Linked DNA regions of Mus musculus: region 2 is linked to region 1. The links are chromatin contacts, found by Hi-C in ENCODE. All regions are on one chromosome and are shown on one strand. Each heading gives the region's core, a stretch centred on a gene start or an enhancer-like site at or near the end of the contact. The rest is flanking DNA. Distances are from core to core; before and after follow the strand shown.

Evidence for each region. Hi-C counts contacts between places; a loop is a spot of excess contacts on that map.
Region 2: a map of gastrocnemius shows a loop between it and region 1 (4-fold over the local background). The contact joins the enhancer-like site here to the promoter of Meis1 in region 1. A Hi-C loop is called at or near these places in 2 of 37 maps with a recorded cell type or tissue (gastrocnemius and left cerebral cortex).

Annotation. Positions count from the first base shown.
Region 1 is chr11:19,017,018-19,021,131 of GRCm38, forward strand. It overlaps Meis1 (Meis homeobox 1), which reads right to left and starts at 1,952. Exons shown (of 12, transcript NM_010789.3): 1 at 1,204-1,952. The coding sequence starts at 1,215. It overlaps Gm16141 (a long non-coding RNA gene), which reads left to right. Exons shown (of 3, transcript XR_381070.4): 3 at 1-1,313.
Region 2 is chr11:19,711,866-19,715,874 of GRCm38, forward strand. No RefSeq gene overlaps it. Among named protein-coding and RNA genes, the nearest start is that of Gm39602, 29 kb to the right of the region's middle. Within about 2 kb of position 2,753, at least 1 of the 3 ENCODE cell types and tissues checked has a DNase peak (open chromatin) inside an H3K27ac peak, as active enhancers do; it is gastrocnemius, where a contact is called at or near this core.

The DNA of each region.
Region 1 (4,114 bases), core at 702-3,201:
ATGGACAACGCTGTTTCCAAGCTTAAAGAAAGCTATAAAGGAAGCAACTAATACTCTACTTTGTTTTGTTTTTTTTTAACCTTCACAAACTTTCTCCCTAGAGTTGAAGTCAAGGAAGCAATTGCTATGTGTTAGTTTCTAAGCAGATTCAAAAGCAAAATACACATGCAAATCTCTGGTGTGTGTGTGGGGGGGGGGCTGCTTTCAAATTGATTGCCATTACTGTCTGTGATAAATTCAGCTATTTGGATTTTTCTGATTGTTTTATTTCAAGCAAGTTACTTTTCTAAGATTTGGAAATCTTGAGAGGGAAATGATTTCCAAAGAGAGGGGAATTGCCACTTTCAACCTCTTAAAGCCAGAGGTGGGAAGAGTTTGGAAGAAGGCTGACATTTGTCTGAACCAAGAGAATAAAGAAAAATGTGTCCTCTAGTAACTTTCTTTTCCAAAAGGGGCTTTGAGGGCCAAGACACAAATTATGCAAGGCAGCCTTTTTGTAGACCCCTTTCTTTTAAGAAGCCACCTCTGCGGGGGCATCATTGTCTCAGTTTACTTTCAAGGCATTTTCATTCAAATAGGAATATTGGGGAAATTAGTATTGCATTTTAAAAGTGAGAGCTCTGTATTTAGTATCTAACTAGTACAGAACTTAGCTAAGGAAAAAATCTACAAACTTATTATCTTGCATAAAATCCCATGCAAATTAAAATTACTTTTATAAAAGGAATGTTTTTCCAACCAAAAATTCACTGCACCAGGACATTACTTAGCGGAAAATGCTCCCCATTTCTACTGATACTGAAGATGAATATAATCGATAATGAGGCAAAAGTTCTCAGCTGTTCATTTTCATTAAACATAGCTTTAAACTTTTGGTCCCTAAATGCTTAAATTACAGCACTGGATATGAAGCATCTTCCCCCTTGTCTTTTTTATCTTTTAAAACAGGTGATTCCTTGAGCTTGTATTTTTATTTATATAGCTGTTGGCTAGGAATCTATAGACAACTTGATCACTTGAATTAACCACAAGAAACATGCATAAGGCTGCAAACGCATTAAGTAAAACTGTCGATTTAGGCCGCGGCTTTAGGATCCTCATTCAAAAAGAGAGAAAGAAAAGAGGAAACTTAGTAGCAGTGTCTTTCAGCCACGTTTCAATTTAATCTCACATTTGACTTCCACAATTGCTTTTAATACGTACCCTTTGCGCCATCGGCCTCTCTGGCTCCCTTCCTACTTCAACTTCTAATATATCCTCTTTAAGGCCAGTGTGAAAAGAAACAAATATGCAAACTCCCCCGGAAAAAAAAATAAAGCACAACAATAACAAAAAAAAATCCCTTTGCGTCTCCAGCAGTGTGAATTACTGGTCCCAGATCTTCGGTCTACCGGACCTGAAGCAAGGCGCCCGCGTCGCTGAGCATAAAAGCGCTCTGGTTCCACCAAGACAGCAGTGGGAGGGGAAAAAAAAAGCAGATCTTCTCTCCCCCCCAAAAAAATCAGTTTAAAAAAAAAGAAAGAAAAGAAAAGAAAAAGAAAAAAAAAAAAGAGCGCCCCTCAGACCCAACTACCAAATCTCATGGCTTTCTGCCACTCCAGCTGTCAATCACAGGCGAGGTTGTCAACGTGGTGAATGAATGATCGTCCGTTCTGTCTTCTTCTGGTCAGAACACCTCAAATGTTAATATTCAAATGCACAAAGCCCTAGCGCCCGCTTTCCTTGAATCAGTCCTAATTCCTAATCAGTTTCTCTCTTCTCTCGCTCTCTTTCTCTTTCTCTCTCCCTCTTTGCAACTGCTGCACTGAAGGGAGATTAGAGAGGAGGGTTAAAAAAATGTCTGTCTGAGTTTGTCTTAAAGGAGCCACGATCGATGCTGCCCGCTTGCAGTCGCCGTGCGTGTGTAAAGTGTGTGTTGCACAGGCGGAGAGGTGGATTCCGACCAGAATGCTAGAACCCGGAAGTAGTGGTGGCCATAACAGGTCGCGTCTTACACAATGCATTGGGCTGCAGCAAGTAGGCTCCTCGGCAGGGGTGGGTGCGCGAAGCGAGCTCTGGCCGCACTGGAGAGGCAGAAAGACACTCCACAAATTCGCACGCCCAGGCACTAACACCACACACCCAGGGCACATGCACACAAATACAGGCTGCAGCTCCCAACCCGCCGGCTTTACGTCCCCTTCCAGCCTCTCTTCCCAAAGCGGACGCTTGAAATAAATCGGGAATAAACGTAGGGCAGGCAGATGCCGGAGTTAATTCGCTCAGGGCTCCGCTCATGAAAGACTTCAAGACTTTCCTCGAAATTATTGGGGTCTGCCAGTATTTTTCGGGGTGGGGGTGATGCCAAAAGTACTGGATTCTCTGCTAGACTCCCGGAGGAGAAAAGTCAAAGCCAGAGCAAGAAGAGGAGCTGGAACTGGACTGGAAAAGGTTCCGCTCGAGAGTCCTGAGAACGTGGGGTAGCGGTCGCCCGGGCGTTCTGCAGACTCAGCTTAGAGGTTTTCTTTTCTTTTCTTTTTTTTCTTTTGGTTTGGGTTTTTTCTTTCTTTCTTTATTTTTTTTTCTCCCCCCGCTGTCAGAAGTGGACGTAGGGCCGGAGGAAAGGAAATGCTTGCATTTTGTCACTTTGAGTCCGGACGTCCCCACCTCCTCTCTTGCAGCCCTCAGCCCCAGCCGCCGCGCGAAGTGAGGGAGGAAGGGAGGGAACAATGAGCCGAGCGCCGGGAATGTGCCCCCAGCGCTTGTTTACAAACACCGAGCTATTTATGACCGCTGGAGAACGAAACTCAACGCGGGCACCAAGCAGCCAGACCTTGCGGGCGGCCGGGGCCTGGGAGCCCCGGGACCCGAGGCTCTTTCTCGATTGCGCTACCGGCAAGTTTAGCCGTGCGCCCGGGGCGCGGCGAAGCTGCAGAGCTCCGCTGCGCTGCGGCTGGGGCTGCCTTTGTCTGGGCGACGCCGAGGGGCTCCAGCCTCGGCCTTGCTCGGGCCTGGAGACGCTGCGCTCCCTCCCACCCCCCACCCCCAGCTCTTTCAGCGGCGACGCCCGGAGCCGGCCTCCCAGACCTCCATCTCTCAATTTGTCTATCTCCGAACCCAGCCCCGTGAAAGCTCCCAGTTCCAGAGAAAAAGAAATCCACTTCGGAAGCTGAGATTTCAGACAAAAGCTGACCCTGCCCACAACTTAAAGTCTCCAACCAGCCAGTGGTTTTTAACTTTCTCTCTTGAAATACCACACCCTGGACTTAAAATTGTTTTTTGAGTCTTTTTATTCTCACTCTTCAGCTACTCTATCTAGTGGGGGTTATTTTACTCTTTATGTTTCTGCGCCCGGCTCTCGTGGCTTAGATTGCTCAGTCACAGTAGCTCTCGGAGCAGCTGGAAACCTCACATCCCAGGCAGGGCTCTCAGCTCGCTGGGCTCGGAGAGGATTCCCCTCACCCCCCAGCTGAAACCTCGCAGAAAACTCCCCCTGCGGTCGACTGGAAAATGAGCTCACCCAAATCTCGGTAGGCAGCCGTGGAGAGAGCTCCACCAATCGGAAGGCGTCCCCGCCCAGGCAGCCGCGCATTGGCTGCGGGGAAAATCAATTATCAAATAATCGATCAGCAGGGAGCTTCGATCTGCTGGGAATGCAAACTGCCATTCCGGATTCCCGCCCTGAAGGTGGCCAAAAGGCTCTCTCCCCCAAAGCAGCCAGCCTACGCTCCCAACGCCCCCGCCCCCATCCCACCGCCAGCTGCGGACCGAACCCTCACCCCAGGGGCCGGGGAAGGTTTTGAGGAGAGTTCTGAGAAAGACTAGGGAGGCTTCCTTCACGCGGAGATTGTTTGGAAAAGGTTTAGCATCTCTGAAAGGTACTGAAGCCAACTCTTAGGTTCAAAGTCACAGACCTGTTTCCATTCTTCAGCCAGTATTCAAGTTTCTATTGAGAGGGTGTCTACGGAACAGGGGATACAGGGTAAACATTAGAACCTAGATTTGGAATCAGGTTCTATCGAGCAACGGAGCCTCCTAAGACAGCTTTTAGCAGTCTGCACGAGTCAGCGCCGGGCTAGTTCACACCAGCGGCAGTGCGCGTGGGATAAGCCTAGCAGACAAGGCGTGCGGGCCT
Region 2 (4,009 bases), core at 1,503-4,002, 700 kb after region 1:
GTAGTAAAACCCTAACTAAGACAGTAGTTCTCCACTGTTTGAAAGCCTAGATGGGTTCCCTTTGCCCTGCACATCAGCCAAAGAGGATGTGGCCCATCATGTAATCCTCATGTGTGGAACATGTGCCTCATCAGCACCAAACCACTCACAGGTTACTGATAGAGTCAATGGCATATGCCTAAAGGGATGAAGACCCAGAGTGGTCTTTCTCCCTGGGAGCAGCCTGGGTGTTGATCTAGTAGAGTTCAGGGCATGACTCTAACATAATCTTCATTCATTTCAATTATTTATCTGCACTGCTCAACTCAGGCAGAAAGAGCTATGCTGGGTTTTCCTGAAACACAATGAAGATATTTTCTTCTTGTGTTCATTGGAGATATTACTCTCACACAAAAAGAAGAGAAAATAAGGTGACCTGTGACACCCTGAGACTGTCCCAAGACTAAATCATACGTTCAAACTTGAGATAGAGAGTTGGTACAAAACTTTTCTAAAAGTAGATCACCTGTGTCTTCCACTGCCTATATCGTTTCGGCTGGCCAATCAAAGCCGCTCTGCAGATAGATGACTGGGGAGATCCTTTGGAGTTTACAACAAAATGACTATGAACCCTTGACAACTTGAAGAATATATTTCCAACCGCACAAGTCAAATAGACAGTGGTCCAGAGCTAATGTTTCATCATTAGTGAAGAAAAGCCAGAAAGTCAGATGTTCTCTCTTTGCTCTGCCCATTTGCACACATCAAACCTCAGAGATACCCTCTTGTGGTGTGGGATGGGTGTGGTTTGACTTAACTACAAGGTTTTAGACAGAAAGTTTCTTTTAAAACAATAGCAAATAGCAAGTCAAATTAAATACCAGCTCACGATGGAAGCAGAAGTGTCAGGTCGTGATTTTCTTCTGTCTTGATAGAACCAAATAAATGTAGTCTATCCCTATTCTCTCTCTCTCTCTCTCTATCTATCTATCTATCTCTCTCTCTCTCTCTCTAAGAGAGAAGAATTCATGAAGGATTAACAATGGTATGTACTGTTCTTCAAATTGCCATTTGGGTTTGGCAAATTAACTGATTGCTTGTTTCTCATATATAGACAGGATCCAGGTCTGTTTTTAATCTTCAGACTCCTGGAGAATTGTTTTTTGTTTGTTTTTGGTTAGATTTTTTTTTTCTTTATTTGAATTCACAGATCTCCTCCTAATCTCCTACTCTAGTCAGAAGTATCCAGATTGTCAAACTAACACATGAGCAAACCTCACCACAGCTGCAAGAAAAAGTCTCAAACAATAGACAAATAACCACACACACATCTTTTGTTGAGTTTGAAATGTGCCAAGTTGGCGGTAGGGGGAGAGGTTCGTGATATTCGAGGGAACATATTGTCCCTGTTACAACCAGCCCACGTTCACCCGGGCTGCCAATTATTCCCCAGCCGCCATTTTCTTCCTGTAGATTGATCTCCTGCTCCAGGCTGTTTCACACCCGTGACTCGGAAGCCTCCCTTGTGGCATGTTGGCTAATTAAGAGCAAAATCCATCTCTTGATGAAATAATGCTGCCACTGAAAAGGAATTCTACTTTTTTTTTTTAATTCCTAATCAGACTGGAAGGAGCAGTATTCTAACACTTGTATTAAGCATAGGAAAAAGGTCTATAGCTAGCAATTAGCGATGATGAAAAGGACAGCGATTTAAAGCATGTTGCGGTGACATTTTTATCAAATTAAATGAGTTTGCTAGACCACCGACTGCATATGCTTATTGTCATTTACTGTTTGGACAGAAACACATCAGCCACTGGGTATCAGGAGGTGCGGGATTTAATAAGTCGTTTTGACACTGGTGCGAAACGAACCGATCAGGAGTCTGAGGAATGAGTTCACACTCTGAACAGACAGGCAGACATTCTAAGCATGCGAGGTGATACCAATCAACAGGAAGAAATGGTGGGCGCGGGGTAGCAGCAGGCAGCGATGGAGGCAGCGGCAGAGGTGCGCACAGGAGCACCGCACTGCCTGCGCAGGAGACACGAGACCCCACACACACCCACGGAGTCTTGAGTGAGCTCCACGGAGCATACGAAGGGGCAAGCACTTCAGTCACGGTTTGAACAGCATCCGTTCTAGGCAGTAGAGGCTTGCATTTATAATTTAAAAACCTAGTTTCCTCAGAACAATTACAGGAAGACAGATGATCAGTCTGCACATCTGGGTGTGGTTTGCCCCTGCACGTTTGAACACACCATCAAGTTCTAAAGAAATAACAACAAAAATCCTCCCCCTGCTGAGAAAACCAAAACTCTCTTTTCCCGGTCTACCTAGCAACTTGCTTGCTGCCTAACTATCGTAAGGAGAGCTAGGAATACTTAGTTTAAATTTATCGTGGCATGGTATGTTGCTTCCAAAGGTCTTGCTTGAAATATGAGATTCTAGCATGCCATTTTGATACTCCCAGAAGCTATTTCTGTCCCGGGAGAGAGCTGATACCAATGTCTTAACCGTGTACCTGGCATCCGAGTTAAAACATGCAAGAGAGTCGATTACCAATTACAGCTTAAGACACACAGGTGTAATTGAGAGCCTAACAAAGGTGGCTGGTAATTAGCTTCTGGCTTCAGAAGTTGCTAATGCCATCTAGTGGAAAAGGTAAATTTGGCCATTTGCACATCAAAAGCAGCCTTATCCCAGACCCTGTGGCCTTGTGCTTCAAGTCTAATCTCAAATCTAAAAAAAAAAAAAAACCCTCAGAGCTTCCATAAAACAAGAGCAAGTTCCAGAAAATAAGACTTGCCCAGCATCCCCTGGAATGAGCCAGCTCCCCTGCAGTGTCCACTGTGGTCGGCCTCTCAGCTTTCTTCCCCATTAGCAACCAGACTTCAGAGCCGGTGGCAGGAAAGTTAATGTTAATTATGAGTTTTACAAGGCTGGTAGTTCTTTTTAAATAAATTCTGAAGTTTTTATTTATTTATGTTTATTTTGGGTTTTTTTTTTTTTTGGTTTTGTTTTTCTGTTTTCTGTTTTTTATCTAGAACTTAGTTCAAAGAAAGTGTGAATTGCAGGCTTAAGCCTAGAAGTTGCTCAAGTTCCAGCCAGCTCTCCATTCCTGCACGGATTTCTACAGAGAGCTTCTGAGTAAAGCAAGCATTTGGGGACTGTGGACCTCCTCAAACGACTCCCATGCGGCTTGAGCCATGGATGAGACTGTGCCTTGGGAATCAAAGGTACTTTGAGTACCGTGAAAACAAACAGTGGCTCGTATTTCATTGTGTATATGGAGCTGGGCAAATGTCCACACATCTTTTCCTCCACATGACTGTCCCAGGGACTCTTCCTGAGAGCATGGTTTGGGAGAAACCACTAGACAGAGAATCAGAAAACCCCAAGTTTCACAAACAAGCGTGAAACTCATCTACCCCTTCGTCCCCAGCTTCCCAGTCAGACAACAAACAAGTCAAAGCTCTTGCTGGGCTGTGGTGGCACCTTTGATCCCAGCACTGAAGAGGCAGGGCTTGCTCCACACAGTGAGTTACAGGATAGCCAGAGCTACACAATGATCCTATCTCAAAATAAGCAAAACAGACACAGCCCTTTTGGAACTGAGGAACCACAAGCTCAAAGTCTGACTGTCTCAAAAATAAGTTAGGTCAAACTAAGTTTTAAAACGTTTTATTCTTTAAAACTCACTTGTTTGGAATTTCAAGTCTAAACTTCAGATCTTCTGTCTCAGGATAGCAACTGGATTTAAAAGAATGACTTTATTATAGCTATTTCCTGTAAACAGTTGTTTAAAATATATTTTTGTTTTAAACTGGCACATAATTTTAGGTGTTCGTGGAGTACAGTGTGGCCACCCAGTGTTTGTGTGCGATGTGTGGTGATCTTATCAGAGTGGCTGCAGTCCACTACCTCAGAGAGTTCTCCTTCATGCAACATTAAAGTCCTCTCCACTAAGAATTTTGAAATAAAAGTAATTATTTTTACTGAAAGTTACTTGATTATGAGTTTTGTAGTA